2 separate regions of the Mus musculus genome follow, and region 2 is linked to region 1. Evidence: chromatin loops called from intact Hi-C (ENCODE). Cell type or tissue: left cerebral cortex. All regions are shown on one strand. Each heading gives the region's core, and the rest is flanking DNA. Links, peaks and the distances in the headings are about the cores only. Region 1 overlaps Dnm1l (dynamin 1-like). Region 2 overlaps Fgd4 (FYVE, RhoGEF and PH domain containing 4).

The links. Peaks named below come from ENCODE experiments on the same cell type or tissue, not always from the same donor. Only the 100,000 strongest peaks of a DNase experiment are listed, where the experiment ranks them.
Region 2: it touches region 1 in a loop (2.2-fold over the local background); 2 of 42 quality-filtered maps call a loop at or near these places.

What each region holds. Positions count from the first base shown.
Region 1 is chr16:16,324,632-16,340,890 of GRCm38, reverse strand. Dnm1l (dynamin 1-like) reads left to right here. Exons shown (of 21, transcript NM_001360008.1): 6 at 2,212-2,298; 7 at 3,876-4,038; 8 at 6,942-7,062; 9 at 8,759-8,890; 10 at 10,882-11,088. Among named protein-coding and RNA genes, the nearest start is that of Dnm1l, 26 kb to the left of the region's middle. In left cerebral cortex, for the core only: no CTCF peak of the experiment used is centred there; a DNase peak (open chromatin) is centred at 9,434.
Region 2 is chr16:16,414,928-16,431,186 of GRCm38, reverse strand. It overlaps Fgd4 (FYVE, RhoGEF and PH domain containing 4), which reads left to right. Exons shown (of 17, transcript NM_001301817.1): 15 at 5,280-5,420; 16 at 7,131-7,271; 17 at 8,367-14,272. The coding sequence ends at 8,624. Among named protein-coding and RNA genes, the nearest start is that of Dnm1l, 64 kb to the right of the region's middle. In left cerebral cortex, for the core only: no CTCF peak of the experiment used is centred there; no DNase peak of the experiment used is centred there.

The sequences.
Region 1 (16,259 bases), core at 8,319-10,818:
AAGTTATACTCTCCCCTTCCCTCTAGTACTGATGGTGAATGTGGGGCCTGGTACATGCTAGCTAAGTGTTCTTCCACTAAGTGATATATATTCTAAAGCTTTAATAATAATAATAATATATATATTGGTTTTTCGATATTATTTTGAGACAGTGTCTCATGAAATTACCCAGGCTAGTCTTGAACTTGGGATACTTCCTGAGTAGCTAGAAATTACAGTTTTGTGGTACCAAGGTTGGCTTGTAACTTCATAATCTGAATCTTTTTTTTTTTTTTTTTTTTTGGTTTTTCGAGACAGGTTTCCCTGTGTAGCCCTGGCTGTCCTGGAACTCACTCTGTAGACCAGGCTGACCTCGAACTCACAAATCCACCTGCCTCTGCCTCCTGATATTCATGCCAGGCAGTAGTGGCCACACCTTTAGTTCCAGCACTTGGGAGGCAGAGGCAGGTGAATCTCTGTGAGTTTGCAGCCATCCTGGGTCTACAGAGAGTTCCAGGACAGCCAGGGCTACACTGAGCTATATATATTCTAAAGCTATATATATTTTAAAGAGAGACCCTGTTTCAGATAACAAACAACAACAACAAATGGAGTATTCCACAGACTTATAAAAATTTAGGTGATTAATTATCTCTCTTGGTGTAAGTTGTGGTGGTTTATATCTGAATTCCCAGAATTGGGGTAGTAGAGGCAGACAGATGTGAGTTCAAGGGCAGCTTGAGCTACACAGTGAAATAGTTTCGTAGACACCAGAGGCTAGGGACATAGGTCAGTGCTAGGCTGTTTAGTGGAAAGGCATGAACTAGATCTCCAGCAAAACACAGTTTCTTGTCTATTGCTGTGATAAATACCCTAACAAAAGCAAGGGGGAAGGAAGGTGTTTTCCCATTTACAGTCCATCGTGGCAGGGAAGTCACAGCAACAGAAACTTGAAGCAGCTGCTCACATGTTCAGAATCAGAAGAGAATATTGAATGCATGAATACATACTAATTTTTAACTGTCTTTTTCTACATATATAGCACTCACAATTCAGATGAGTCTTTCTAGTTCAAGAGTGATAAGGACCACCCCTACAGGCATGCCCTTTTCCCAAGTGATTCTAGTTTCTGCCAAGTCAACAGTTAACGCGGATTATTTGACACAAACATACGTGTGCACACACACATACACACACACACCTTAAAACTTTTATACATATAAAATATTTCATTTATATTTTGTGAACTTAGTTACATAGTGCTTGTTTACAGCCACATATTTTCTAAGAATGTGAGAATTTAAACCAAGTGTCTAGGATACTTTTAATGACAAAATCAGCCTCATTTAAATCCTTCTTATGCCTTTTATTGTAATTACTGTTTTCTTTTTATATTTATATTTTTTATATTTGCTATTCTATGTTACCTGGAGGAACAATAACTCTCACAAGCAACCTTGAGCTTAGTGATAATATTCAATATATATTTGTTGCCAGGTAGTGTGATGAAGTAGTTACTTCCTGACAGAAAGACATTTTGCAGCAGTGTTAACACTGTGTGCCAGTTGAAAATATTTATCCTTTCAGTTATAGTGCTTTGCAGATTGTCAAACTCTCAGCTGGCACCTTGGAGTTACTGCTGTTGCCATCACACTTCCCTAAGTGTCTACACCATCTATACCTGGAATGTGATGGGACTATAACTAGATTATATCAGGGAGGCTTTTCATCTTGGGGATCTGAAAGTTGAGATATATTGCCTGGGCAAACTCAACTATGTATGTACAATTTTGCCACTTGATGTTCAGATATCTTTGACCAAATTAATGGGAATAGCTTCTTATATATTACTCTCTCAGTTTAACACCATCAGTTCAGAAACATCATAATTTTGGATAAATGAAAAATGCATTATTTTTAAGTACTTAATCTGTTAAACTCTTTTTTTTTTAAATTGGCATATACATATAAAAAAGTGAAATGATATAGGGAGAAAAATTTTAGACACTAATGGTATGAGGTTGTATAGGATGGTAATCCTACTCGTTATTTGACTTGCTGCCTTCTCATTCATGTGATTCATTAAACTTTTATTATTGAAAGATTTTAGGACCGTAGTTTAATAAATATTTTAAGGCATCTAAAGTCTATGTACTTGAATGTAGCTTACTCTAGCATTTCATAATTCTTTGACATTCAAAATGATTATAATATATTTGAAACTGTTTTTAGGGGGTAAGCCCTGAGCCAATCCATCTCAAGGTTTTCTCGCCCAACGTTGTCAACCTGACACTTGTGGATTTACCGGGAATGACCAAAGTAAGGAATAGCTGTTGTTTGAGTTTCTGTTTAAAGGACTGTGTTTTGTTTTCCGTTTAGCATTGACCTAATGAGAATAAGGAGTTGATTTCACAGTTAATGTTATTATCAGATCATTTTATATGGTTGATGCCTTCTTTCTCCTTAAAATACTTTCTTTACCGTGGCTCCCAGAGTATTGCATCTACAGTTTCATCTGTAATCTTGCTGGCTACCCCTTTTCAGTGTCCTTTGCTGGTTTCTTCTCATCTCACCAAAGTCTTTAATCAGAGTTCATTTTTTTGGACCTCTTGTCCACTTTAGGTACTCATAACACAATCTAATTAGGTTGATAGTATTATCAGCGCATGAATTTGAATATGTGAACATTTAAATTATTTCCAGATACATGTCCAGCTATCCACTTGGCATACACATTTAAATGTTTGAATAAGCATCACAGCTTTACTGTGTCTACTACCAAATTCCTGTCCGTTACCTATGTTTGCTCCTTCTGTTATCTTCCCTATCTGAATGTATGACAATTCCACTTTTCTAGGTGATCAGCCAAAACCTTACAGTCATCATTGAAACTTCTTTACTTTCTATCTGCTTTCCTTTCATCAAATCCTCTGGGCTTTCCTTATTTTTATAATATATCCAGAATTCTATCACCTCTCAGTATATTTATGATAGAAGTAGTAGCTCTTGTTATTTGACTTGGATTACATAATTAAAGTTACAAAATAAATAATAGGTCTCTCTTGTTTTTTACTTTTGGTAACTATACTATTCTATTAAAATGAAAATTAGATTGTCATTTCTTGGCTTAAAGTCTCATCAGTGACTTCCCAGTTACCTCTTTATGAAGAGTACAAATTTAAGTTCTTATTACTATCTACTGCTGTCTTGTCCTCTCACTTCATTAGTTTGTATAGTTAAACATCTCAGGATGGCCTTTAACTGTCTGTAGTGGTGAATGACTGTGAACTCCCTCCTTCTACTCTCCTAGGTCCTGGGATTACAGGCCACCACACGCAGTTTAAGTATTATTCATCTTTAATTTCTTCTGTTCTGGGTGTCTACCCTTGTTATTCACTCCGTATGGAATGTTCTTTCCCCAGATATCCATGTCTATTTCTTTTGTCTTTAATTTCTGCTCAGTCACCTAAAAATCATTATCTAATTGAGGGTAGGTCCCAATTATTCTGTTTTAAACATCATTTAAAGCAGGAATTGAAAAGCATCATTCCGCAGCCTCTGCTCTGCTCTGCTGTACTCTGTGCTCTGTGCTCTGTCTGCCACTTGGATGATGGACCTGTGTGTGCCTATTACTTACTTGTTTATGGTTTGCGTGTGCTTCGTATTACTAGGGCAGCTCATCTGGATGCAGTTGATTCTCAGCCGTTGTTGACATGATTTATGCTATAGTGAATTTCTGATATTTGGAAGTGACATCTTAAGGCTTTGCCCAGACATCTCTATAGCACATTATTAATTTATTTTAGCTATTTTAAGTACAGAAATACTTGTATTCTATGAATGAAATGCATGGAAAAGGCTGATTTGATTTTGATTATAGTTCACCTTTGGTCTAGGTACCTGTAGGCGATCAGCCCAAGGACATCGAGCTTCAGATCAGAGAACTTATTCTTCGGTTCATCAGTAATCCCAATTCCATTATCCTCGCCGTCACTGCTGCAAATACAGATATGGCAACATCAGAAGCACTCAAGATTTCCAGAGAGGTAGATCCAGATGGTAAGGGCAGATGTTTATATTTAATGGATGTTGATTTACAATGGTAAATCTTTCCTCAAGAAAAGAATTTTATTGAAAGGAGTGTATCCAGTTAGTAGAGAGCTTAAAAATGCTTTCTTACTTTTCTAATAAATTTAATAGCAATTAAGATGGAAAATAGTTACTTGATTGCTATAAAGGATAGGTAAAAAACACTACCCCATAAGATATATATTTTCAGTAACTACCCAGTTATAATTTTAACATTAAATTACTATGTAAATGAAATTTCAACTTTTGAATTGCCAACATTTAAGAATAAATAACTCATAATTGTATAGATTATTATCATACAGGAAATAATTGAATCTACTTTCTGAAGATTTAAAACAAAAACAAAAAACACTAGACAAGCTCAGTATAGAAGAGAGTCTTTTAAGGCATCTCTTTATAAATCATTCTTTACCCAGATTGTGATTCAGATGATACTTGGGATATTAGAGGTGTCGCTGAGCCTGTATGAAATGCTAGCTTTATAAGTGAGTGGGTAATTGACCCATAAGGAAACTGTTTTGTCACCTAAATTCTTGGAGGACCAGCATCTGTGTTACAGGTTCTTTTCTGCTTTGAAAATTAATTTCAAATAAAAATTTGATAGAAGCTGTACAAGTATAATTAAAACTTTCATAATTAGTCAGGTATGGTAGTGCATACCTGTAATCCTAGGATGTGGGAGGTACGAACCGGAAAAGGTCATCTTCAGCTACAGTGAGTTTGTGGCTAGCCATATCTGAAACCCTGTCTCTAAATACATACATACATGCATACATACATACATACATACATACATACATAAAATAATCATGCAATAAGATGGAGATACATTTGATCTAGTAATCTTTTGGGGGGTGGGAGGTGGTTTGTTTTTTGTTTTCTGTTGTGTTGTTTTAAGACAATATCCTACTATGTACCCTGGTTGGCCTGGAACTTGTTGTGTAGATGATCTAACAACCAAAATGGCAGTACATTACAGGTAAATCATTTCAATCAATATTAATATATAATATCAAATATTTAAAACTGGGGCTAGAGAGATATGAATTGCAAATGTGTTTCCAATGCAAGAGTGAGGACCCAGGTTCACATCCCTAGAAGGCAGGCACAACGGAACACCTTAGCAGTCCCAGTGCCCGAAGCAGAAGTAGAAGGACAGACCCTTGGAGCTTACTGTTCAGCTAGTTTAGCCAATAGGTGATTTCGAACTTCAGTGAGAGACCCTGTCTCAAAAAATAGGATGGAAGGTAATTTAGGAAGATATCCCATGTATGGACTCAATGTAAATACACATGCATAGCACATACACACAAAAGCAATTAGGTGCAATTTAGAAGTAACTTCTTAATGGGGATAAGATAATGTGAAATGACTATAAATAATGATTTGTAGATTGGGAACAAAAGAAAGATATCCATAACTAGGAAACAGTCTACTTGAGGTCATGCCTGCAGAGCAGCTGGAATTGTTGCATGTATTGATGTGGAGTGCTGCATTTACTTTGGGGAAGAAGAACAAACAACTCCAGTCAGCAATTGCATTTTACATTTTCATTTGAAAACTTGTCTGGAGCCTGGTGAGCCATGCAATACCAACAATCGAGGAGGCTGAGGCAAGAGGGTTACACGCTGAGGTTAGCTCAGGCTGTTGTCCACTCAGAGACATACTGTTTAAAGAATCTAGGGCTTGGCAGAGTTTTGGTTTAGCAGGTTGATTGTTAAGCAAGTGATTTGCTAAGTCTGATGATCTGAAAGGAGAGAAAAAACTCCCTCCTGAAAGTGATCTGCCCCTTTGATTCCTTCCACCCCCAAAATAAATGAATAAATGAATTTTTTAAAATACCCTTTTGTATACTAACATCTATGTTGAATTTATTCATAGTCTCCCCAAACTAAAAACAACTCAAATATTTCTCAAATCGGGACTGAATAGCCAAATTAGTACACCCATGTAATAAAGAGCACTGTTGAACAGTGATTGCTAACGTCTACTTCAATGTCTACAATGTGGACAGCACTCCGATGAGTCACGGTGAATGAAAGACATCAGTGACATCCTTTCACATAACATTCTAAGACTTACAAAAGGAGGACTGGAATATGGGTTTGGTTGCTTAGCAAAAGGACATTGCTGGGTAATAGTGCTGTTATGTAGTAAAGTGGTATGTACTTGTTAGAAAGAACCAAATTAGAATCTGGGGGTGTAGTTCATTAATACAGTAGTTATTTAAGCTTGCCTAAGTCCCTAAGGTTTCTTCCCCAGCACCACCAAAGGGATTGGGCAGGAGCAAGATTCTCCATAGTAAATAACTATGGCTCCAAGAGATTCCACACCCTCATGTGTCCTCCAAGGATATCACCAGCACATGTGTGCATGTACAAACATGTAGAGCCACACATATAAACATAAAATGGGTAGAAATGTTGACCTAAGAAATAATAAGAAATTACGGAGCTAGAGAGTTGATTCTGTGGTTAAGAGCACTTGCTAATCTTCCAGAGGACCAGAGTTTGGTTCCCAGCACCTACATCAGTCAGCTCACAAGTGTCTGTCTATAACTCTAACTCCAGAGGACCCCCCACCACCCTCTTGTGCCCCACCTCCCAACCCCCGCATGCACAAACATATACACACTCATATACACATCATTTTTAAAAGTTATTTTTAAAAATTACTCATGCAAACAAGTTTTAAAATTGTATGCCATATTTAAATTTATTTTAAAGTATGGGAGGCAAAGGGTAGGAAAATATTTAACAAAATGGTAAAAGAGGCAATATGTTAAGTAGAACTATAGATGAAAACCTTTACTAAACTTAATGCTGGTTTTTTAATGGATCTCTCTTCCCCTTCCTTTTCATATTTACCAGGGCGCAGAACTCTAGCTGTAATCACTAAACTTGATCTCATGGATGCGGGTACTGATGCCATGGATGTATTGATGGGAAGGGTTATTCCAGTCAAGCTTGGAATAATTGGAGTAGTTAACAGGTTAGCAATTTAAATGGAATAAAGGGGCTGGAGAATTGGTTCTGTGGTTAAGAACACTTGTTACTCTTACAGAGGACCAGAGTTTGATTCCCAGCACACCCATATTGAGTAACTCACAACCACTTAAAACTTTGGTTTCAAGGGATCCATCACCCTCTTTGTCCTCCAAGGATACCGCCAGCATACATGTGCTCATATAAACATGCAGATGCACACATATACACATAAATAAAAATAAAATCTTTTTTTTTAATGAATAGGATAAGAATCATAGCATTCTCATTTTAAAGCAAGTCTAAATTTTTGAAAATCAGTCTGAAATGTGATACTATCCTGTGTTTCCCTCCTGTTCTAATGCTTATATTGCTGCAGAGGTCAGTGCACTGTAAAGAGATGAAGTTCATAATATCTCTCTGAAATAGTTTTGTGGGCTTTGGTGGTGGTGGTGGTGGTGGTAGTTTTGATTTTTAAAGTATGAACCTGTATGTGGAGGTCAGAGGACAATTAGCAGGACCCAGTTTTCTCTTTCTCCCATTTGGGTTTTGAGGTTTAAACTTGGGTATCAGGCACGGCAACAAGTGCTTTTACATGGAGTCACTTCCAAGGCCCTTTTTAAAAATTATTCTTCCTCTCTGAGTTTTCTAATAAAAATTGTTTCTAAGGTAATCAGTAAAAAAACAAGAGATGATTTAATAATTAGCTTTTGCAGATTCTTGCCTGCTATTTAAATTCTGTATAAGGGCATTGGGTAAAGAAAATAAGTATTATCTAATTTGTGCCTAATCAATAAAATTTAAAGGTAGTGGAATTTTAATGATTATTTTAACCCCATATCATTAGTAATACTGTGTAATTGCCAGAATGTAACTTGGAAACTTTAAAGATACATCCTAAAACTTGCTGGCATTAAAAACTATAGAACAGAAACAAACCAACTGCTGTTGAGTATCTCTTGTTGCAGTTTGCAACAGTATTGTTGGAATTCTCACAGGGTGGCAGGGCTAGTGTGGAACAGTGATAGTTTCTCTTAGGTCAGAGATTCTCTATGGTAAGGAAACTAACTAGTTGTCAAGAGACCAAGTTCTAATTCTAGTTTCTACATGGTCTGGATATAATAGACTTTAAATCACTTGTAATAACATCTTTGGCCCTCAGGTCATTTAAAAACTAAAATATTTTATTAAGTGATATATAAGGTCCATTCCAATTCTCTCTATATGTTCCTCCATACATTCCTTTCCACATTTAAAGAAAACCTATCTATTTTCTTTTCAGGCAAGCATGTGCTATATATACTACTGCATACTATATTTGTAGATAATTACACTTTCAGCTAACTTTAATTTTTGGTAGAAATCAATCACCTGCCCATGGATAAAATAAAGCAGATTAAGATATACTTGCATTTGTATATCAATCTAAAATTTACTTAAGGATACTGCTTTAGCTTATGGTTAATAGTAACAATGAAGCTGATACTCTTCATCTTTTAAGTTCAGTCATACAGTTCAAATCTAGGTTGTCTGTGCCTTCCTTGGGTGAGTTCATTGAGACATCAGTGCCTTGTATAAAGTGTAATGATGGTGTCTGCTGCGGAGTAAGTAAACGCCGTGTTAGAAGTCAGGAGACATCATCTGATGCAGCTGCTCATCAGAGCAGACCCTAGTTGAACAAGTTTGTTATTTTTCAACCATAGAAGCCAACTGGATATTAACAATAAGAAGAGTGTAACTGATTCAATCCGTGATGAGTATGCTTTTCTTCAAAAGAAGTACCCATCTCTGGCCAACAGAAATGGAACAAAGTATCTTGCTAGGACCCTGAATAGGTAACATTTTCACTTTTTGAAGATGAAATGTTTTTGTTTTGCCAATAGTTGTCCTAGACTGTTCCTGTTTTGTTTCATATCTTTTCATACTGTTCCCTCCAGCCTTACTTCTGGGTTCCTGTGAAGCAAATGTCTGTTTTTATTGGGATGTTTGATATTAAATCATGTAGTATGGAGTGAGTATTCAAATAATATTCTTAATTGGGAAGTGGGTTTTTTTTTTCAATTCAAACTCATTTCCCAAATTACTATTTAATACTCAAAGAAAATTTGTTCAAATAAAACATTTTCAGTAGTGTTTACAATCAAGTAGTAATAGCAGAAATCTTTAGGAACCCCATCAAAAGGAGTTTATATTTTGTTGAAGCCCGGATCCTCTGGAGTGGAGATTTCCAGTTCATTTAAAGTTGACCTAAGTTCCAGATAGGGCTAAATTTACTTATGGGGTCTTCCTTCACAACCTCCAAAATGCAAACAACACCAGCAGAATCCTTTAACTGTCCGCAGGCTTACAGAGCAGCGGCAGTGACTCAGTGCCTGGAGTCAGGCCCTTGCGGAGTCTGCTCATCTCTGCAGTTCATAGCCGTCTATTTCTGGCTTGCTGAAGTGTTATCTAATGAAATCAAAATATGCATCTGTTTTATGTGAGCCATAAGAACAGTAGCAAGCTGACTGGACAGCATCAATGCCGGTGTCAAGTGCAGGAAGTTTTGGGGACTGATGTCAGCAGGGCAATTGCTACCACAGTACCTTGACTGAGCAGTTAAGAAAAATTCACAGGATTTTGAACTTTACTGAGATATTAGATGACTTCCAAACACTTTAGGTTTCATAAATTTAGTTAAATTTTTCAGTTATCACATGGTGTGGTTCAGCTATCACATTTATTCATGATAGAAATAACATGAGTTCCATACCTACAGTTCTGAATATCTACTAATGCTGTAGGAACTAAAAGCCTTCCTTTTATATAAGGAGTAAAGTGAAAACCATTATCTCTTATCCTGTAAGTTAAAGGAAAATGAAGTTGGGTCTTAATGAGATGAGTTTATTTATACTATACTAAGTACCTGTTGTAACTAAACCAAAATTACAGGTAGATTGGACCGCATGGCTTACTTTACTGTGACACAAAAACAATGTGCGTTATTTGTTTTACCTGTGGTTTTCTAGCAGCCACTAGGCTTGGTAGGCTAAAGGTATTCGTGAAAAGAATTGACCAGCACAGCTTTTGTGTAAGGTTTTTAGACTAAGGACCTGTAATTTAAGATTGCTGTATTTCTTCTTGTTGTGCTATGGTGGAGGAGCTAAAAATGTGTTTTCTTATTACAGTTACTCAGATGAACAGAGTACTTCTGAGTTTCCCCCATATGCCGTACAGTGTAATTCTTTGCTAGATTGTAACTAGATGTCCTCTAACTCACTTCTGACACTATTTACATAGAGTCATCATCACGAGGCCTCAGTTTGTTATAGGATTTTTCCTTGTACTTCAGATGTCAAGTGACAGCAGAAGTTATGAATGTGCTTCCCTGGTGATAGGTGATAGGCTTCAGGGGATACTCATTTATGTTTGCTCATGTATAATAAAAGGTTATTTATTATAAAGGGTACAGGTAAAGCAGTTAGGAGAGATAGCTAAGGTAAGGTCTATGGAATGCTGACACATGAGCTGGGCTTTATGCTCTTTCTGGGCATGCCTTGCTACACAACCTTTTTACTTCCATGAACTTTTTACTTGAGTTATGGCCGCTTCCTCATACAGATGTGATCCATACTTCACTAGCCATTGGTGAGCAAGTCATCTGGGATTGAACATCCCAATCCTTTGCTCTTTCTCGTCTTTCTGGTAACCAGCCACCAAGTCCTCGGACATGTTGAAGATCTGAGTACTAGAAGATTTGCCCTTTTTTACACATTTTTAATTGGCTTGTTTAAAAGTATCAGAATACCTAATTTTATGCTACAACCCTGCTTTTCTAAACTTTCAGGTTACTTATGCATCATATCAGAGATTGTTTACCAGAGCTGAAAACAAGAATAAATGTCTTAGCTGCTCAGTATCAGTCTCTTCTAAATAGCTATGGTGAACCGGTGGATGATAAAAGTGCTACTTTACTCCAGCTTATTACCAAATTTGCCACAGAGTATTGTAACACGATTGAAGGAACCGCAAAGTACATTGAAACTTCTGAGCTGTAAGTAAGAAGTTTTTGTAAAGATTTGGTTGCTTGGATTATAAGAATCTTTGAAATGACTTAGATCATCTGTGATTTATTGTCCATAAAACAGGAATATAAATTTGTAGAAATGATAGGAGGAGTATTGTGTCATATGTTTATAAATTGTGTAAAAACATGGTAAAGTTACAGGTTTTTTAAAAAGCAACTTTTTTTTTTTTTTTTAAAGAATCTCCCTTCCCAGTTTCTCAGGCTGTCCTCAAACTCATGATCCTCCTGTCTCAGCTTCCTACATAGCTAGAATTTTAAGGCTATGCATAATGTCTGCCTTTGAAGTGTTTGTTTGTTTGGTTTGTTTTGGTTTTTTGTTTTTTTCTTTAATTTTTAAAGTAAAATTCACCCTACCCCCTTCACTTCTCCCTTCCCCACCTCTTTCCTCTCCCCTTCACCCCCGACACAGCAGACATGTGGCGGTCAAAAGACAACTATCAGAAGTTGACTTTCTCCTGCCACCTTGTGAGATTGAGGGATTGAGCTTGGGTTGTCAGGCCTATTCAAGCCTAGGGAGCTAGCGAGGGGCAAACGAACAGCTAATCACCCCAGATGTCTATCGGTGACGGATGTCACCGGAGTCCGACTTGATGAGCCTAATGAATGTATTGAGCTTGTTTACAGAGCACATGCAAAGTTAGCTACAGAAGTGTGGGTAACCTCATAATAGCTATCTTGATGCCTTGTCCTACCCCATGCAGTCTCATGGATTCTGCATTACATGCCCTACCTTCAGTCACCGTTTCACTTCCTTTACTAGTCTCTCATCTCCCAAGATGACCTGCAGCTGGGGGAGGGAATAATTTCTGGAATCCCCGGTGAGAATCTCCCAATTTCTCTACAGCATGTTTCTTAATCTATGAGTCATGACCCTTTGGGGGTTGACTGACTTTCATAGAGTCACCTAAGACAATCAGAAAACACATATTTTTATTTTGATTCATAATAGTAGCAAAATTACAATTACAAAGTAGCAACAAAAATAACTATAGTTGTGGGTGAACACAACATGAAGAATTGTGTTAAAGGTCCAAACTTTGTCTCTGTAACTCCTTCCATGGTATTTTGTTCCCCAGTCTAAGAAGGAACTAAGTATCTACACATGTGTTTTGCAAATTGTATCTTGGGTATTCTTAGTTTCTGGGCTAATATTCAAAGGAAGGACCATCTAGAGACTGCCCCACCTGGGGATCCATCCCATATACAACCACCAAACCCAGACACTATTGCATATGCCAGCAAGATTTTGCTGACAGGACCCCGAGATAGCTGTCTCTTGTGAGGCTATGCCAGTTCCTGGCAAATACAGAAGTGGATGCTCACAGTCATCTATTGGATGGAACACAGGGCCCCTAATGAAGGAGCTAGAGAAAGTACCCAAGGAGCTAAAGGGGTCTGTAACCCTATAGGAGGAACAACAATGTGAACTAGCCAGTACCCCCAGAGCTGTGTCTCTAGTTGCATATATATAGCAGAAGATGGCCTAGTTAGCCATCAATGGTAGGAGAGGCCCTTGGTCTTGCGAAGATCATATACCCCAGTACAGGGGAATGCCAGGGCCAGGAAGTGGGAATGGGTGGATTGGGGAGCAGGGCGGAAGGAGGGTATAGGAGACCTTGGGGATATAGCATGTGAAATGTAAATGAAGAAAATATATAATAAAAAAGTCTTGTTTTCAAAAAAAAAAAAGAAAAGAAAAGAATTGTATTAAAGGGTCACAGCATTGGGAAGGTTGAGCGTCACTGCTCTATACTGAATGTCAGTAGCTCTAGTACTATTGCCATAGACCTAGCTACTACTGTTACTGTTCTGCTCTAGTTTCCAAGTCTATCAGGGCAAAGTCCAAGATAGCTTCTTGTTACTCTGTAATACTAAGCTATCTCACCAGCTTTTCACCCTTAAACTTGTATTAGTGATTTTTCTATTGTTGTAATAGACCACCCAGAGCAAGGCAACTTGCAACTTATATTAGGAAGTAGTTTTGTTTGGCCTGATGGTTCCCAAGGGACTAGGAGTCCATCACCATTACAGTGGGGAGGCAGCAAGCAGGCATGACACTAGAGCAGCAAGTTGGGAGTAAACTACAGTGGAGTGTAGCTTTAAAACTTCACAGCCTGCCCCCAGCGACATCCTTCCTCAGCCAGGCCAAGTCCCAACCTACCCAAACAGTCATGTCCAAACCAGCAAAAGAATAATCATGCTTAAACTAATTGGGGCATGGGTTGCTTAGGCAAGTACTCTGTGACTGAGGTGCATACCCGGCCTAGTTACTTCCTTAATGCACATTAAAAAGTTTTGAGTTTAAGGCTAATGAGGACATTGTAATAAATTATCCTTTTTATGAGATTTATTAGAAGAGATTTCAAGTTTTAACACCATAGACAAATAGGGAAGACTGCTGCTTGGGGAACAGGGGCTCCAAGGAGAGTTCAGGTCCACATGGCAGTCAGTCCATTCTTACAGATTTTAGAGGAAGGAGGGTGGGAAGATTGAAGTTTTCTTTTGTCCTAAAGTTGGCCATTGTTAGGTATAGCCAGTGAGAGCTCAGTTTGAAAAACAGGCCTGTGATTGACAGGCCTCTCTCTTGGGTTGGCCATAGGTGGGATTTGGTAAGGCAAGTATGTTGGTTAGTTTTATATCTACCTGACACAAGGTCTCTACCTTTTGGGAAAAGCAACTCTTAATTTGAGACAATGCACCCATAGGGTTGGCTATACACAAGTTTGTCAGGCATTTTCTTGATTGCTTGATTGACTGATTGATTGACTGATTGGATTAATGTGGGAATGCCTAGCCCATTTTGGATAGTGGTTTTAAGTTCTGTAAAAACACAGGTTAAGCAAACCAATAAAGCATACTCCTCCATGACCTCTTGCCCCTATTCCTGTCTTGAGTCCTTCCCGTGATCGCTTTATTAGGGACTGTAAGATATAAGGGAAAATAACCCTTTCCTCCCCAAAATGCTTCTGGTCATGGTGTTTATTACAGCAGTAGAGACTTAAGACAGAGGGGAAGATATGACTCGAAAAAAAAGAAGTCATTTTAGCTCTAGAAATCAAGTTAGTGTCTACATTTATCATTGTTGAACCAGTACTGGAGACCTTTACATGGAGGTCTGGGCATGACCAGCACACATAGTATATAATTGGTAGTGGAAATGCAGATAAATAAAAACAAAACATAAAAACAAAATTATCATTATTTTAGCCAACCAGAGATTATTCCTGCTGTTCTGCTTTAACTTACACATTACACATCTGCTATAAGGCAGATAAATGCCTATATTTTATCAGGTGCTATATATCTTGACATCATTTCTTCAAATCAGGATGTCACAAACAACTTACTGCCAGTAGTATATAAAAAATACATGACCCTAAACATTCTATTTCCCCCACCCTCCCTTTCTCTCCCTCTCTTTTCTGTCCATATACTCAGTAAAAAACAAACAAACAAACAGAAACACTTTAGATTTAAGGATAGAGACATATGAAGTTGTCAACAAATACACAGAGAAGTCCCTCAAATCTTTCTCCCAGCGTATATGCATCAGAATGAAAGCATGTGTCATCTGTGTGGTACTGGTTTTATAGGAATAATGGATACAAGTGTGCACAGGCTAATAGGGGCTTATGCTAATGCTGAAAAGCCTCCCAGGCCAAACTGACAGGACTGGTTCTCTACAAGCAGGCACTGAATAATTAATAAGTTAGTAAGTGAGGCTACGAAGGTGAAACTCAAGCTGCAGTGGAGCCCTGAATATTTGAAATGCCAAGACTGTTGGCCATTTAACAAGCTGCAGGCTTAAGAAAGAGTTTGTATACTGTGGGTAGCAGAGCTAGAATGTGGGGTCGCCCAAGACCCTTGCTTGGAACTCGCATGATTCCATCATAAGCCTAGATGCTGCTGGACGTGGAGCCACAGGATTTGTTGTTTACCTTGCTAGGTGTCTGTTTTCTTTTGTTCTCATCCTGCTGTTTTTTTCTTCCTCCCTCTATAACTAGGCAGACTAAAAATGATATTTATATATTATAAATATAAAGTTTTTAAATAAAAAATTTAGTATTTCATGACATTTGGAAATTATATAAAATTTAAGTGACAGGCTATATGTTTTATTGTAGTGTACCTATATTCAAGTCACTTTTTACAGATTGTTTTTACACTGACAGATTTCCCAATAAACACCATAAAGGTACGTGGTACAAAATCAACATAAAAAATACTTAATATATATCAACAATGTACTCTCAAAAAAAGAAAGTAGGAGAAATATCCTATTCAAATAATTCAAAAATAAATAAATATTCATCAAAAAAGAACTTCAAGGCACTTAAAAGGGGAAATCTTGCTCCTGGATTGACAAAATTAATGTTATGAGAATGGCCATGAAACCAAGATTAATTCACAGATTTAATGGAATATCTATCAAAATTTGATGTCATACTTGATGGGTTTGTAAATACAAGAATTTTTACGAACCCACAAAAGGCCACATGCCAACCTCAAATTATACTGTAGAGCTAGAGTGATAAAGACAGTCTGGTACTGGCATAAAAATCTGACAGATAGAGCAATAGAATAGAGTAGAGGACCCAGAATTAAAATGAGAACACTATGCCTGGTTAATTTTTGACAGTGGCAAAAACATTCATTTGAAAAAAGCCTGTTCAACAATAGTGCTGGCAAAACTGGATGTCCACAAGCAGGATGAATTCAGAATTTTTCACCTATACAAAAAATAAATTCAAAATGGATCAAACACCACTGAAACTTCTAGAGGAAAACATAAAGATTCCCCTTCAAGACATTGGGATAGGCAAGAACTTTCTGAATAGAATACCAAAACACAGAACCTAGTCCCAATTATCAACATATGGGGACTACATGAAAATAGAAGAAACTATTAGCAGAGCAAACAGCCTATAGAATAGGGAAAACAAAACAAAACAAAAAAATGTTACTAGCTATACTTTAGAAAAGATGCTAATGCCAGAATTTATAATGAATTGCAACAACTAAATACCAAGGATATAAAATCCTAATCAACAAGTAGGCAAATAAATGGAATAGTTTTAACAAAACCACACAGATGACCAATAATTATTTTAAAAAGTGTTTTGAGATACTACCTCACC
Region 2 (16,259 bases), core at 4,655-7,154, 94 kb before region 1:
GATCTATATGATAAGAACTTCAAGTCTCTGAAGAAAGAAATTAAAGAAGATCTCAGAAGATGTAAATCTACAGACTCAATGCAATCCCCATCAAAATTCCAACTCAATTCTTCAACGAATTAGACAGTGCAATCTGCAAATTCATCTGGAATAACAAAAAACCTAGGATAGCAAAAACTCTTCTCAAGGATAAAAGAACCTCTGGTGGAATCACCATGCCTGACCTAAAGCTGTACTACAGAGCAATTGTGATAAAAACTGCATGGTACTGGTATAGCAACAGAAAAGTAGACCAATGGAAAAGAATTGAAGACCCAGAAATGAACCCACACACTTGATCTTTGACAAAGGAGCTAAAACCATCCAGTGGAAAAAAAGACAGCATTTTCAACAAATGGTGCTGGCACAACTGGCAATTAACATGTAGAAGAATATGAATTGATCCATTCCTATCTACTTGTACTATGGTCAAATCTAAGTGGATCAAGGAACGACACATAAAATCAGAGACAGTGAAACTTATAGAGGAGAAAGTGGGGAAATGCCTCAAAGATATGGGCACAGGGGAAATTTTCCTGAATAGAACAGCAATGGCTTGTGCTGTAAGATCGAGAATTGACAAATGGGACCTCATAAAATTGCAAAGCTTCTGTAAGGCAAAAGACACCATCAATAAGACAAAAAGGCCACCAACACATTGGGAAAGGATCTTTACCTATCCTAAATCTGATAGGGGACCAATATCCAATATATATAAAGAACTCAAGAAGGTGGAATCCAGAAAATCAAATAACCCCATTTAAAAAATGGGGCTCAGAGCTAAACAAAGAATTCTCACCTGAGAAGCACCTGAAAAAAATGGTAAGCATCCTTAATCATCAGGGAAATTCAAATCAAAACAACCCTTTGATTCTACCTCACACTAGTCAGAATAGCTAAGATCAAAAATTCAGGTGACAGCAGATCCTGGTGAGGATGTGGAGAAAGAGGAACACTCCTCCATTGTTGGTGGGATTGCAAGCTTGTACAACCACTCTGGAAATCAGTCTGGTGGTTGCTCAGAAAATTGGACATAGTACCAGAGGATCCCGCAATACCTCTCCTGGGCATATATCCAGAAGATGTTCAAACCGGTCAGAAGGACACATGCTCCACTATGTCATCGAAGCCTTATTTATAATAGCCAGAAGCTGGAAAGAACCCAGATGTCCCTCATAGAGGAATGGATACAGAAAATGTGGTACATTTACACAATGGAGTACTACTCAGCTATTAAAAAGAATGAATTTATGAAATTCCTAGGCAAAAGGATGGACCTGGAGGGTATCATCCTGAGTGAGGTAACCCAATCACAAAAGAACTCACATGATATGTACTCACTGATAAGTGGATATTAGCCCAGAAACTTAGAATACCCAAGATATAAGATAGAATTTGCAAAACACATGAAACTCAAAAAGAACGAAGACCAAAGTGTAGACACTTTGCCCCTTCTTAGAATTGGGAACAAAACACCCATGGAAGGAGTTACAGAGACAAAGTTTGGAGCTGAGATGAAAGGACGGACCATCTAGAGACTGCCATATCCGGGGATCCATCCCACAATCAGCCTCCAAACGCTGACACCATTGCCTACACAAGCAAGATTTTGCTGAAAGGACCCTGATATAGCTGTCTCCTGTGAGACTATGTCGGGGCCTAGCAAACACATAAGTGGATGCTCACAGTCAGCTATTGGATGGATCACAGGGCCCCCAGTGGAGGAGCTAGAGAAAGTACCCAAGGAGCTAAAGAGATCTGCAACCCTATAGGTGGAACAATAATATGAACTACCCAGTACTCCCCAGAGCTCGTGTCTCTAACTGCATATTTATCAGAAGATGGCCTAGTCGGCCATCAGTGGAAAGAGAGGCCTATTGGTTGTGCAAACTTTATATGCCTCGGTACAGGGGAACGCCAGGGCCAAGAAGTGGGAGTCAGGGTGTAAGACCCCCCAAAGCTGGGTCTCCACTCAAGTCCTGGGATGAGCTGGTCAGCACCCCAGTGACCTGAGAGAAAACCACACCTGATGCAAACTGCAAGAGGTTATTTTATCAGCTAGCTGAGGACGAAGTCCCTTCACTGTACAGGGCATGGGAGTTCTACCCTGAATGGTGACAGTAGTGGGCTTTTAACAGCCTACTGAGGAATTGGGAGGAGTTGGGAGGAGAGTTGGGAGGAGTTGGGAAGAGTTGGGAGGAGTTGGGAGGAGAATTCTTCTCTTCTGGGTGTCCTTGGTGAAATTTACAAGGCAGGAGTGGAGAGTGAGTTCTTTCTGAATTTTTATCTCCGTGTCCTCGGCACAGGAAGGCAGGCATCTCTGGTTGTAAAGTATAGAAACAAAAAGGCTTTTTGCTGGCTATAGAGAACAAAGAGCTTCTTTCTGGCTGTAGTTTTAGAGATCAGGGAAAACAAGCTTGGGGAATGTCCAGGGGCTAAACGTTCCAGGGAGAAATGCTCTGAGTCGGGAAGTAGCGGGGGAGGGTATGGGGGACTTTTGGGATAGCACTGGAAATGTAAATGAAGAAAATACCTAATAAAAAAATTTTTTAAAGAAAGAAACTGCAGTACAGGTAAAAGTTACAGCTTTTGCAGGGTAGGGCAAAGTCCTCTCTTTGAAAAGAAGGGAGAAAGACAGATGCAAGTATGATAAATGAATTGGAGGGAATTTTACTATTTGGGCATGTTAGTAGTGAGAAATGGGGGTGTTTAAGGTCAGTGTTATATTTTTATTGAATTGGACAGAATGGTCAGCTGAAAGTAAGGGAAAAGGGATGTGTATATAAGAGGAGAGAAAGTGAATGTTGCACTGACACAGGTGGACTCATTCCTCTTTAGAAATTTCTAGTTAGAAATCCAGACAGATGCCAGGCAGCTTAACAGCAATGATTTTTTTTCCATAGCAGAATTCAGCAATGCAGGCCACAGAAGGTAGAAGACCAGGTTCATGAATAAGTGTAATGAAATCACAAAGGAGGATTGTAGATGTTTGCCTTGGGTAAATAATGGAAGTCGTGACAAAATATTGGAAACAAAGATTTCTGTAGTTCAATGCTGCATAGTAATGGACAGCTGGAACAAGTTGGAAAAATGAGGCATGTTGGGAAATGAAGAACAGGTATTCCAGGTTGACAATGAGTCCCTGGTGATAATACATTTTTCAGTGGGTAACCCTAAGAACAAAAAGCTAGAGCAGACTGCCTGAGAATAGCACCAGCTGCAGACACCTAAAGTCTGAGTCAATAAGGTAGTCACATGAATGCTAAAACACCAGGCACTGGAGTGAGCTAATGATACGCTCATTCTACCACATTAGATCACTGATGCTGTCATCTCAAGTGCTCTCAAGGCCTATTCCTGAGAGCTACTGGGACCTTGATAGGCCTTGGAAAATAGGCAGAAACCCTGGGGCAGAAATTGAGGTACAATGGGATTAATTCTGTCTCTGAGATAAGAATGGGTAAGCAGACCTGGTAATGTGATTCCAGCTTCCTACTCTGGTATCATGGCATCCTATCAGACAGCATAAGTCTAAGGTTGTTCTCCTTCATACTTAAAGTTTCCTGAATTTCTTTTCCTGACACTGAGATTAAATGTAGTGAGGCCGTTTATAATCAAAATTAAATAATAAAGAAACAACTACCTCAGAATAAACTTTAAATTGATCTTTAGGTTTGTTTAAAATGATTTCTGGTACTGACATACTTGTACTTTGGTCAAAAGATAAAACGTGTTTGTATATAGATTACCAAATGATATGATTTGAAAATAGATTAGTTGAATTGAGTTTACAGATATATGTATGTCTACCATTAAACCTCCAAAGTAATTTTGTTGTTATAATCAGAATACTATGGTACATATCAAGGTTGGGTAGAAATTGAACCCAAGGCTTTGAACACCAAGGCTGTGTTCTACTACTGAGCCTTTGACCATTGTTTTTCTGTATTTCAACTGCTATGAACATACTCCAAATTGTTTACTTAAAAGCTCATACATTTTTAAATGAACTTTACCTACTATAAGGTTGAGGCAAAAAGTACTTTCCTAAGCAAGAAAGTAATGATTTAAACCTAAAAAAGAAGTTCTAGACAATAGTAATAATTTGAAAAGCACCATTTACTCATGCATTTGCATTATGCTCATCTACATTGACGTTCTGTAGCTGTTGTGTGTGGTGAAAAAAATATTTTAAAGCAACCTCCTGTAGAACTTCATAGGAGATGGGCAAGTAATACACAAGTCTATAGTTAAAACTTCACCATCGCCAGGCTCTGTTCTAAACACTAAAGGAAGAAGAAGAGAATTTGAGACTTCAAGGACTATAAGAGGTGGAAGAAGAGGGGAGCATGGCATTTTGGGGATGTAGGAAGTCAGTGCCATTGAAGATAGGCCAATCAAATATAATATGTATTACTATTAATATATAATATAGCTAATACTTTTTTTCTTTAACCAGAAACAAAGGAATGACTGAAGAATTGTTTTTTACTTGTTAGTTTTGGTTTGGCTTTTTTTTTTTTGGTTTGGTTTGGTTTGGTTTGGTATATTTTAGACAAGGTCTTACTGTCTAGCCCTTACTGGCCTGGAATGCTCTATTCTATGTAGACTGAACTGGCCTTGAACTCACAGAGATCTTCTTGCCTCTGTATCTACTCATATTGTGTTGGGACTAAAAGCATGTATCACAATGCATGGTTTTAGATCAAAGGATATTTAAGTATAAGAGGAACATACCAAACTTATAAGACTTCTAGCCTAGACTTGAAAATTTTGTTCTTGTATAATGTTAGGTAGAACTTAAGGATGTGGAAAGGACCACTCAGGCTCTGAGAGTCCAAATGTGAGTGCTAATAACTTAAAAGATTGAAGACCTTTAGAAATTAAAGTCAAGAGGACATAATGTGCTGCATCTATGAAGGTAGGTAAGTAGTCATCAGAAATTACCTGCTGTTATATGACTGTACTATTTCCTCTGAGATGTGGAACTAGGAGAGGAGATGGATGGTATGGTACATCCAGGGCAAAGGGCCTTTAGAGGTGAAAGTGGTGCTCAGATTGTCACAGACATTATTAAAATACTCTGATGTATTCAGTATCTTTTGAAATGTTCTTAGACTAAAAAAACATAACTTTTATATTTAACCTTCTCTTGTATGTATGAATATTTCCTAAATCTAATTGTCTTAATTATTCCTAGACCTAATTATTCATTTTAAATATCCTTTTTAAAATTAAAGGTGGTTTGTTGGAAATGTTCTGACTACAAAGCTCAGCTTGAGTATGATGGTGGAAGATTGAACAAGGTTTGTAAAGACTGTTACCAGATAATAAGTGGATTCACAGACAGTGAAGAAAAGAAAAGAAGGGGCATTTTAGAGGTAAAAATAGTGAACTCTTCATATTCTTAGATGACAAACTCTCTTAGTCATAAGGATGCAAATAATGTGCCTTACTTGTTTTTGCATTCACATTCAGGATAACTGTGAGCAGGACACATACTTTTATTTTAGTTTGTTGACACCCTAATGGGTCATGCCCCACAGGTTGAGAACTCATTCTCTAGAGGAACAGAACTGGCAGAATGAGTATGTATGACAGAGGACCTGATAGCTCTTCAGTTCAGTACCTCATAGACCAGTCTGGCACTGAAGGCCTGCACAGTTCTTAGAAAGTTGCTGATTTTCAGCCCAGGTTGGAAGCCAAGCAGCAAGAAATGGCAACAGCAGCAACAATGGAGAAGGCATCTTCCCAGCAAGAAGCTAAGCACTGCTTTCCCTCTGACTCTTAGTAGTCTAAGCTGCTGCCAATCTGCCTCAATTAATACCAGATCCGTTTGGGTTAACAGTCAAGATCAACTACCACAAGTACCATAAAAAAATCAAATTGCTTTGAAGTTTTCCATTGTTGTTTTGTTTGTTGGTTTTTGTTGTTGTTGCTGCTGCTGCTGTTGTCTTGAGACAGTGTCTCACAAAGTTCTGGTCCTCTAGAAAGGAGTTCTCAACCTGTGGGGGCATGACCCATTAGGGTGTCAAATGATCCTTTCACAGGGGTCACCTAAACTGGCCTTGATTTTAGCCAAATGTGACCCTGAGCTTTCTCCCTCCACCTCCCAATTACTGGGGTATAGGCATGCAGCTCCATGGCTGATTTGTGTTTTGTAGTTTGAAGAGTTTGAAAAGAAAATGTTGCCTTCTGGCAGTGACATATTTTTACTACTAGATCTATATTATATAAAAGTCTACATATTTAAATTTTATTTTTAATTTTATAAATATTAATCAGTTAGGATATGTTTGCTTTCTTCATGTGTAAGTACCTATATGGTGGCCTTGATTTGGACTCTGACCTTTTTTAGAACTGTTTGCTGACTGCTAATGTGAGCCAGTATCAATTGGCACAAAGTAAGGCCACACCATTATCCCCCTTACATCATGTGGACAACACTGAGTAGCAATACCCTTCATAGGAAAAGAAGCAAAACAGTTTATTTCTAATAAAGCTCCTTAGCCAAATGTTTCTGTTTCCCATCATCCAGTACTTAATATATTAGTAAGCGAAGTTTGCTCTAGTGAGACTCTTCTAATTACCTTAATACTAAAGGTAACTGATGGTCACATCTTGCCTTTTTGACTTTATATTCTTACATTATTGGAATATTAGATTCATAGGTTGAGTGTGTTGATTCCGGCTGACTGAGCTCAAATTCTAGCACATCAAATTCTAAGTATGTACTCTTTAAGAATCTCATTAAAAACTCTGAGCTTTAGAAACAATGAAAGCACTTACCTTGTCAATGCTGGTGTGAAAATATACATCTCAAGCAAAATCAAATCTATATAGTGAACAGTCAATAAATGTTGACCATTTATGTACTGAGTCTAATAATAAAGAGTTAAATATGACCTCAGAGTAGTTTTATCCATCATCCCGATAAAGAAAAACTAGTAAATATAATATACCTTTTTAAAAGACAACCAAAGGAGACATGCTATATACATATACTGTACTTTATAAATACTTCCCTTAAGGCATGTTTCATCCCCATTTGATTCATTGTGTTTATTCTTTTTCTCCATTGTATTTTCTAGATTGAATCAGCAGAAGTATCAGGAAATAGTGAGGTGTGCAGTTTCCTTCAGTACATGGAAAAGTCAAAGCCTTGGCAGAAAATCTGGTGTGTGATCCCCAAGCAAGACCCCCTTGTGCTGTACATGTATGGCGCTCCTCAGGTAACTAAGCCATGTGTATTTGAATGGTGTGGCCAGGACAGAGGGACACGTGTGGAAGCCAACCCTCAGGAGAACAAAGAGCTCAGGCAGTGTCACTGTGGCCTATCTTAAAATAAGGAAAAGTTGATTTTGTTGATTTAAACTGATATTCTTCTTATAGCTGCTTAATATGCATTTGATAAGTCATATCCCTGTTCATCTTTTATTCTTATTTAGTAGATGTGAGAAAAGGCAAGTTGAATAAGGAGCGTAGGAGTGAGTAGAAAGGAGATGAAGAAAGGGGAGGTAAAGAGGGGGAGCAAACGGTTTGTAGAGAGTGGAAATACTTGGTCATTTTGTGTTTGGTTTTATTTGTTGACAGTACTAGAGATGTAAGAACAAAATCATTGAAAGAAAGGAGTCACCATAAGTCCTGGGGTAATAATACTCAGCAATAAGTTCTCGTGACCCATATGTACAGCTAAGCTAGAGACCTGGGGTCAGCTCTAATGCTGGCTTATCTTCTAGTATAAGCCAGAACATGGTATGTAGATTGTTTTGCTTTGAAAGTGAACAACACTTAAAGCAATTATATATTCCTGCACTTTAGAAACATATTGTTTTAAATTTGTCAGACTTTATTTAGCCTCATCCTACATCAAGATCTAGAAAACATTTTAAGAAAAATCCCTAGAACTGTCTAAAACTATTCTACTTTTCTGTTTTCCCTGACAATAATTAAGAAGAATGAATCATTAAAAAAAATATTATTTTTAATTCTTAGTAATGCTGGTTTTAAACTTTAAGATTGCTGTTATTCACCCTCCATCTTGGCTTTTCACTGAGTGGAGAAAGCACGGGCTTTGAATGAGCTTCCCACAGGAGCAAGCTTTGCACCAGGACGATTTTGCTCATCTGGTGTCAGCTCTACTTCCTTTATCTTCTTCAGCCAACACCATTGTTGACCCCATCGACAGACACTAAAATCAGCCTCCATCCAAAGAGAGTTCCTGAGCGAGGATGTGTGGGACAGTAGGCAGGGAAGAGTTTGTAGGAGTAAGGACCACATACACCTATGTAATAATATGTCTTATATGTACAATGTCCTTTCCTTAGGATGTCAGAGCCCAAGCGACCATACCCCTCCTGGGCTACGTTGTGGATGATATGCCTAAGAGTGCAGATCTGCCACATAGTTTCAAGCTGACCCAGTCCAAGTCTGTGCATAGCTTTGCTGCAGACAATGAGGAACTGAAACAGAAATGGCTGAAAATCATCCTTCTAGCTGTCACAGGTGAGACACCAGATGGCCCAAGTGAGCATCTAGCCACCTTGAACAATCTCCCTGGACCCAAGAAAAAGTCAGAATGCTAAACTTCAGCAGCTGCTAGTGTGGAGTTTCCAGTAATACACATAGCTCAAGACATCCCCAGCTCTCCTTCCTTGTCTCTTAGCACTTTGCATTGAGAAATATGGTTTCATAAACACATCTTTTGGGGACTTCTTTCATATGTTTATATATAATAAAATCAGTATGCAGAGCCATTCTTCTGTTGAAGTTCTAAAATAATGTGGAAAATGGAACCTTTTTGATAAGCTATTCCTTAACTGTGTATGTTTGCCTTGAGTGGGTTAAAAAATGTTAACTGTCGAATCACTACCTGGTTATAATGGGCCTTTCATTTAAGAAATCCTTCATTGTCTTGTTCACATGTAGAACTTGTAAGAGTGTGAAAAATATACCTCCATGTAACCAAAATAGATCTATGGTAAAAAGTACAGGGACAGTTTAGAGTATTGTATGAACTTGTCTAGTTTGTAAGTCTCATGCTATGTAAATAGTTTCTGTTCTTATACAACACAAAAAATTATAGGTTCCTGATGTTGATACTTTTTGACTTAATATAATACTTGTTTTGTAGAATTACTCCTAATAATAAAATATCTAAAATACAAATCAATTTGCCTGTATATAATATTGAAAATAAGTATGAATATGTCAGCTTTCTCTTCAGCTTTAGTTTTGTTTTCACTCTGGTTAATTCTTTAAATATAAAACCTATTTTATTTCTAAACTTAGCAGTGTTCTAAATTTAAGAAAAATTGGTAAGTTATGTTGAACTGATTAGAATCTAAGTGTATTGATATTTTTATAGTAAAAAAGAGTAATTTATGTGGTGTCAGATATAGTGTGAATTTCAACAGTATTTTTAGAGTACTATTTTTCTTTTGTTCTGTACCTATTTAAAACAGTGCCTCTCTTAGAAGGTGCTATTAATTCTTATTTAGATAAAAGATGAGGGTTTAGTAAATAGTAACTAAACATTATTATTTTTAACTACTCTGCTTATTCTCAACTTAAGTGCACTTTGGTCACAGAGATTAAAATGTATGGCTTACTTTACATTTTATATTAACATAATTGTCATGGTAATTTAATGTCAACATATGCAAAAACTTCCTAAAACTATATAAGACATCTGACCTTATAGAGCCCTGGGATATATGGAAGACGCTGGTTTACTGTTTACTGTCCTCCTTTCCATTGGACTGTTATGGACGGGTAAATGAGGACAACATCTAATAAACACAAGGTGGCTGGGTGAGCTTTCCTTCTGTCAGCTACAAAGCGGAGCTCATGCGTGTGCCAGCTTATCTGGGAGAAGAGAGTTATTAGTAAAGGAAATTTATGCTTAATCATTCACTAGAAAAGATAGATGAAACCAGGATTTCAGAATCAATAATGGCAGATTTCTATGAGATGGGAAGCACTAAAGAAACTGCAGAATTCTCCCTTTTTATCCCATGGACTCTCAGATGAACTATGGCTGTCTATTAGGTTGTGCTTGTGACTAAAATCTTATGTTGAGTTTACTGTTTAAGTTAATACTTTTCTCATATTAGACTTTTTTCCTTTCTTTTCCATTCTCCAAACATTACCACTTTTACTGTACTGTTTACTAGGAATCCATAGAATGTCTTCACTACACACAATCTTTAAGGGCTACACTTGAGATGTAGAGTACAATTTATCAGAAATTGAGACCACCATACATTTATACACCTCATGTTGCACAAGAAACGTCTCATTTTTTTTCTACTCCAAAGGAGCAAGGGAACCAATTAGGTTGCTTTCCTCCATGAAATACCAGACATGAACATTAACATTAAACCATCTATTTAGAATCACTAATGGGCAAAACACAAAGCTATCTCCTTATTCCCTACTAAATGAGAGTCATATAGAAAGAAATTGTACATTGTTTCTCTTTTCTAGTTGTCAGCATTGATGCTGTGTTTGAGTGGGAGGAAAGAAACCAGGTGTGAAGGGTACCTATTGATAAAATTAAACAATAACTATACATCTTACTTTATTTTTCATATTTCAAGAAAAGAAAAGCAGTAAATATGTAGAATGACTATCAGAATAAGGATGACTTCTGTAAATATAAGCAGAATAATGAGTGAACTGTCTCACTTAGAAGATTTATGTCAGATAATATTTAAAAAAAAAACTATTTGATCAGCAAGAAGAGTACATGTTTGCCTACCAGCAAATTCTTGAATAGAAGGAATATGATTAGATATTCAGTGTAGTTCAACTTAGATTATTGAAAGGATACTCATAAAAAGAATGTTAGCATGCTTCTAGTGTTCATTCAGTAAGGAGTGTGAGTGCCAGAAGAGGATCTTCTCTGGTTCTCACCTTTACTTCTCCCCACACTGAGCCAAGCACAAACCACTTTCCCCATCTCTCTCAAAATAACCACAAATACTTTTAGTAGGAGAAAAAAGTAATAGAATAATATTAGTTACTTATTAAGAACTCAACTCTGGGGCTAAGGAGAATTCTATGCAAGGATGAGAAACAGTTCAGACAGGTCTCCGGAGACCACATAAAGGCCAGGCAAGCAAGGGCAACAGAGGTGGGGCCAGGAAGTTTTGGTGAAGGTGCTCTATCCAGGCAAGTCAGAGCAGCGAGTGCAGGAACAGTAAGTAACCTTGCCTCAATGATGAGGTAGAGAGGCACCAAGGAAGTCACCTGACATAGCCTCAGATCTCTCCACATTTGCACAGTTCCCTAAATATATGTGAACACACATGCATGGACAGTGTGCATGCACATACACATTAAAAAATCTAATTCAAATAAACTCCAATCCAAGAGGTTGTTAGAATAACTAACCTCTTTTTGAGATAAGTAGGGTTTCATGATAAACTGAGCCTGAACATAGTATCAGTTCCTTTCCTGATCAAATAAATGTTTCATATGGTTCTTAATTTGTTATTTTCTCTAGCTTAGTGTGTTCAAAAGTAATCTTTAAGAAAAATGTCCTTCCTTCAAATTTAAGAAAATATTTCTTTGGTAAAATTGTTATTCATTCAAAGCATTTCAACTTTCAACATAATTGTTGCTTTTGTTGAAAGTCTACCATTTGGAAAAGGTGAGATGTGGTACATGCTTTTATCTAAACTTTTATGTGGAGTTCAATAATGAAAAATGCCACTAGCCACTTTTGTAATAATACCAAGCAATAAAACTCTCCAGTATGAGTTTATACCAAAAGTTTAACATGAAGGCCCTAAGCTACAGCATATAGAGAATCAACTTCTGAGAAGTGATATGATAGTCCAAATTGCTGAGCACAGGGGAAAGAAGGAAGGCATCGTTCCATGGCTTCAGGCATATCAACTGTGTTTAATTTCTTTTTTTTTTAGATTTATTTATTTTATGTATATGAGTACACTGTCACTATCTTTAGACACACCCGAAGAAGGCATCAGATCCCATTGCAGATGGTTGTGAACCACCATGCGGTTGCTGGGAATTGAACTCAGGACCTCTTAATTGCTGAGCCATCACTCTAGCCTTGTGTTTAATTTCTACAAAGGCTATGTATAATGAAGCAGTTTGTTTGCTCTGCTCTGTTTTATCAGCTGTGTTGTACATTTCTGTGAATTGAATTCAACATAAAGGTTGCCATACTGTCTTCACTGGATTACCTACACCATTTTTTAAATATAGGAATTAACCTTGTAAATGTTCCCTGCTGAATTTTCTAAACAAGAGTATATGTTGCCATCAGAACTGTTTAACTATAATTCCATGGTACTTCAGGGTTGTTGAAGAGCCACTGATGCCTTCTAAAATCCTCTACTCAAAAATACTTCTGGAGTTCATGATTCTGTTTTTTGGGGTATTTGGGGAGATTGATTGTTTTCCTCCTTTTGGTTGAGGTGGAAGGGTTTTCCCTCCTTCAGTTATTTTCAGATATCATTTGTTTATTTCTAAAGCTTTAACTTATTCAGAGTGTATTGTCTGAAATGGATTCTTAATCCTCATATCTGTCAGTGTGTTGTCATGGCAAATGAGCATGAATAAGAGTAAATCAATTCCCAGAAAGCACAGGTCTTATTTATCTCTGTTGTTTTAAGAGTAGAAGGTAACTTAGCTTTCCTACATCACATGATAAGCACATGGTATGTATAATCTAAAATTTGAAAGACAGAACAATCTTAGTGTTTTATTTAATGTTGTGATCTTCAAGAATGTATGAATATAAGAACTGAGGCTAAAGAGTTCCTCTTATTAGAGTTACATTCACATTTGTAGTGGATCCTGTCACTTTTTCATTCTAAGTTTAATTAGAATCAAGTTTTTTATTTTCATATAACTATCAAACTATAGGTTCCCTAGATTTTAAAAGAAAAGCATTAGACTACTAGATCTATCTAAATACTCTCTGTGACTTTATATGTATAAATGTACAAATTATAAATCTTCAATTCTCACCAAAGAACAAAATGTTATGTAAAATTTAATTTAAGTATTTTAACAAAATTATTCACATGTGTTTTTAATGTTATAATTCATCTTTACCCAAGCCCATCAGTCTTGCTAGGTTACAGGAAGAGGCAATGTTGCTTTTGTTGCAGGTATAGAGAGAGCACCTACCTTAGCACATGAAAGGAATGAATGGAGCTGGATAAATGGGCTGACTACTTGTATCCATGTGAACTGCTCGAGAGAAATAAGTTAGAAGATGCCTATGTACTTGTTGGTGGATGAAATCCTTGTGCTCAGGATTTGACCTTGGCATCTAAATTATACATGATATTATCTTATCATTACTTTATTTCTTCTTTAAGCTTTTACAAAGTAATCTCATTCTATAAGCCATTTTTCTGCTATTTTTCACTCTAAAGTCAACTTTCTAAGAGAAGGGAATGGCTAAATGCTGTGTCTTTTCTGTATTTCAAGATAAAATAACACATGGCTTCTACAAGATAGTTTATTTGTTGGAAGTGGGGGTCACTGAAAGTTACATAAAGATCATACTTTGCCCTAAAATTCATTGTGATCAATTTGATAAAAAAAATTAAATCAAATTTTAGTATATTTTAATAAGTGAATACTAAATGCATCAAGTAAATACAGACCTTATAGCCCATTATGATGAGAAAATTGAATTGTGTATTATGAAATATGAAGACTCAAATATATACTATATATTATTTAACATTTAATCATTCATATATAAAACCAAACTGCCATTTCATATTTTAAGAGACAATTAATTGTTTTGTTTTGGTTTTGGTTTTTTGGTTTTTCGAGACAAGGTTTCTCTGTATAGCTGTCCTGGAACTCACTTTGTTGACCAGGCTGGCCTCGAACTCAGAAATCCACCTGCCTCTGCCTCGAGTGCTGGGATTAAAGGTGTGTGCCACCACACCCAGTGCTAATTGTTATTTAAAAAACTAAGAATTATTTTGATTTTTCTTTTGACATGTTTACTGAGTTTCAAAGGGCACATCAGAATTTTATAGTTGTGAAAATATAAACATCCCTATTTTGCAGTGGTGTGAATGTACAATACTTAGATATGCTGTATATATAGTGTAACATCTGTATATTTAATCATAAAGGCAGATAATTGAAAACATTGTAAAATTAAGCACTTCAATTCTTGTTAAATATGAAACATTTGTATCTTGTAAATAAAGACATCCTTAAATTGGTTTTGGAGCCTTGGCTGTTATTTCCACCAGTATTATATGTACTGAGTATGCATGATTTTGATTTTCTGATCAGAAAAAAGGTTATTTCAGCAGGATATTGGTACTTCTAGTTTCTAGTCATCAAAAAAAAAAATTTGAGAAAATCCTAAAAAAATGTCACAAGTAAAAAAAATGTTTCCAGCAGCACTATGAGCAGATCTTGGACACTAGCTCTGCATCCAGTCCCACAACACCCAGAGGAAGCTCAAATCCCAGGCACTCTAACATGCCCAGGATCATAGGATCATAGGTGAGAAGGCCACAACATCAGCCCCAACACCAGGGAGGGACTGGAACCAGCAGGATCCAGGGATGCAGGAATCCCACCTGGCCAGTGTCACCAGTTCCTTCCGGTCTGAGGAGGTACCCTGAGCAGACCTTGGGTGCTAGCTCTGCACCCAGTACCACAACACCCAGAAGAAACTCAACTCCTAGGTGCTCTAACACACACAGGATCTCAGGATCTCAGGAGCTTGGTCATACCAGGATCTCAGAATCCCAGAAGCAGCTTGGTTCCAAGGAGCTTTGACACACAAAGGACCTCAGGTTCACGGGATCACAGAATCACAGGATCACAGGGACAACTGGACTCTGATGAGTTCTAACACAACCAGGATTAGAGAAGGGACAGGCTCCAGTCAGATACAGTTGAGGGCAGGTAGCACTAGAGATAACCAGATGATTAGCAACAAGTGCAAGAACATAAGCAACAGAAACTGAGGGTACTTGGCAACATCAGAACCCAGTTCTTCAACCATAACAAGTTCTGGATAAATCATCACACTGGAAAAGCAAGACATGGATCTAAAGTCACTTCTCATGTTGATGATAAAGAACTTTAAGAAGGACATAAAGAACTCCCTTAAAGAAATACAGGAGAACACAGGTGAACAGGTAGAAGAATTTAGAGAGGAAACACAAAAATCCCTTAGAGAGTTACAGGAAAACACAACAAAACAGGTGAAGGAATTGAACAAAACCATCCAGGATCTAAAAAATGGAAATAGGAACAAAAAAGAAATCACAAACAGACACAACCCTGGAGTTAGAAAACCTAGGAAAAAGATCAGGAGACATAGATGCAAGCATCACCAACAGAATACAAGAGATAGAAGAGAGAATCTCAGATGCAGGAGATACCATAGAAAACATTGACACAACACTCAAAGAAAATGCAAAACATTACTAACATAAAACATTGAGGGAATCCAGAACACAATAAAATGAAACCTAAGAATAGGTATAGAAGAGAGTAAAGATTCCCAACTTAAAGGGCCAGTAGATATCTTCAACAAAATTATAGAAGAAATTTCCATAACCTAAAGAAAGAGAAGCCCACGAACATACAAGAAGCCTACAGAACTCCAAATAGACTGGACCAGAAAAGAAATTCCTCCCATCACATAATAATCAAAACACCAAATGCACAAAACAAAGAATATTAAAAGCAGTAAGGGAAAAAGGTCAAGTAACATATAAAGGCAGACTTATCAGAATTACAACAGACTTCTCACCAGAGAATCTAAAAGCCAGAAGATCCTGGGCAGATGTCATACAGACCCTAAGATTAAACAAAGGCCAGCCCAGGGTACTATACCCAGCAAAACTCTCAATTAACAAAGATAGAGAAAACAAGATATTCCATGACAAAACCAAATTTACATAATATCTTTCCACAAATCCAGCACCACAAAGGATAATACATGGAAAACACCAACACAAGGAGGGAAACTACACCCTAGAAAAAGCATGAAAGTAATCTTCTTTCAACAAACCCAAAGAAAGCCACAAAAACATAATTTGACCTCTAACAACAAAAATAACAGAAAGCAACAATCATTTTTCCTTAATATCTCTTAACATCAATGAACTCAACCCCCAATGAAAAGGCATAGACTATCAGACTAGATACATAAACAGAACCCAACATTTTACTGTGTACAGGAAACA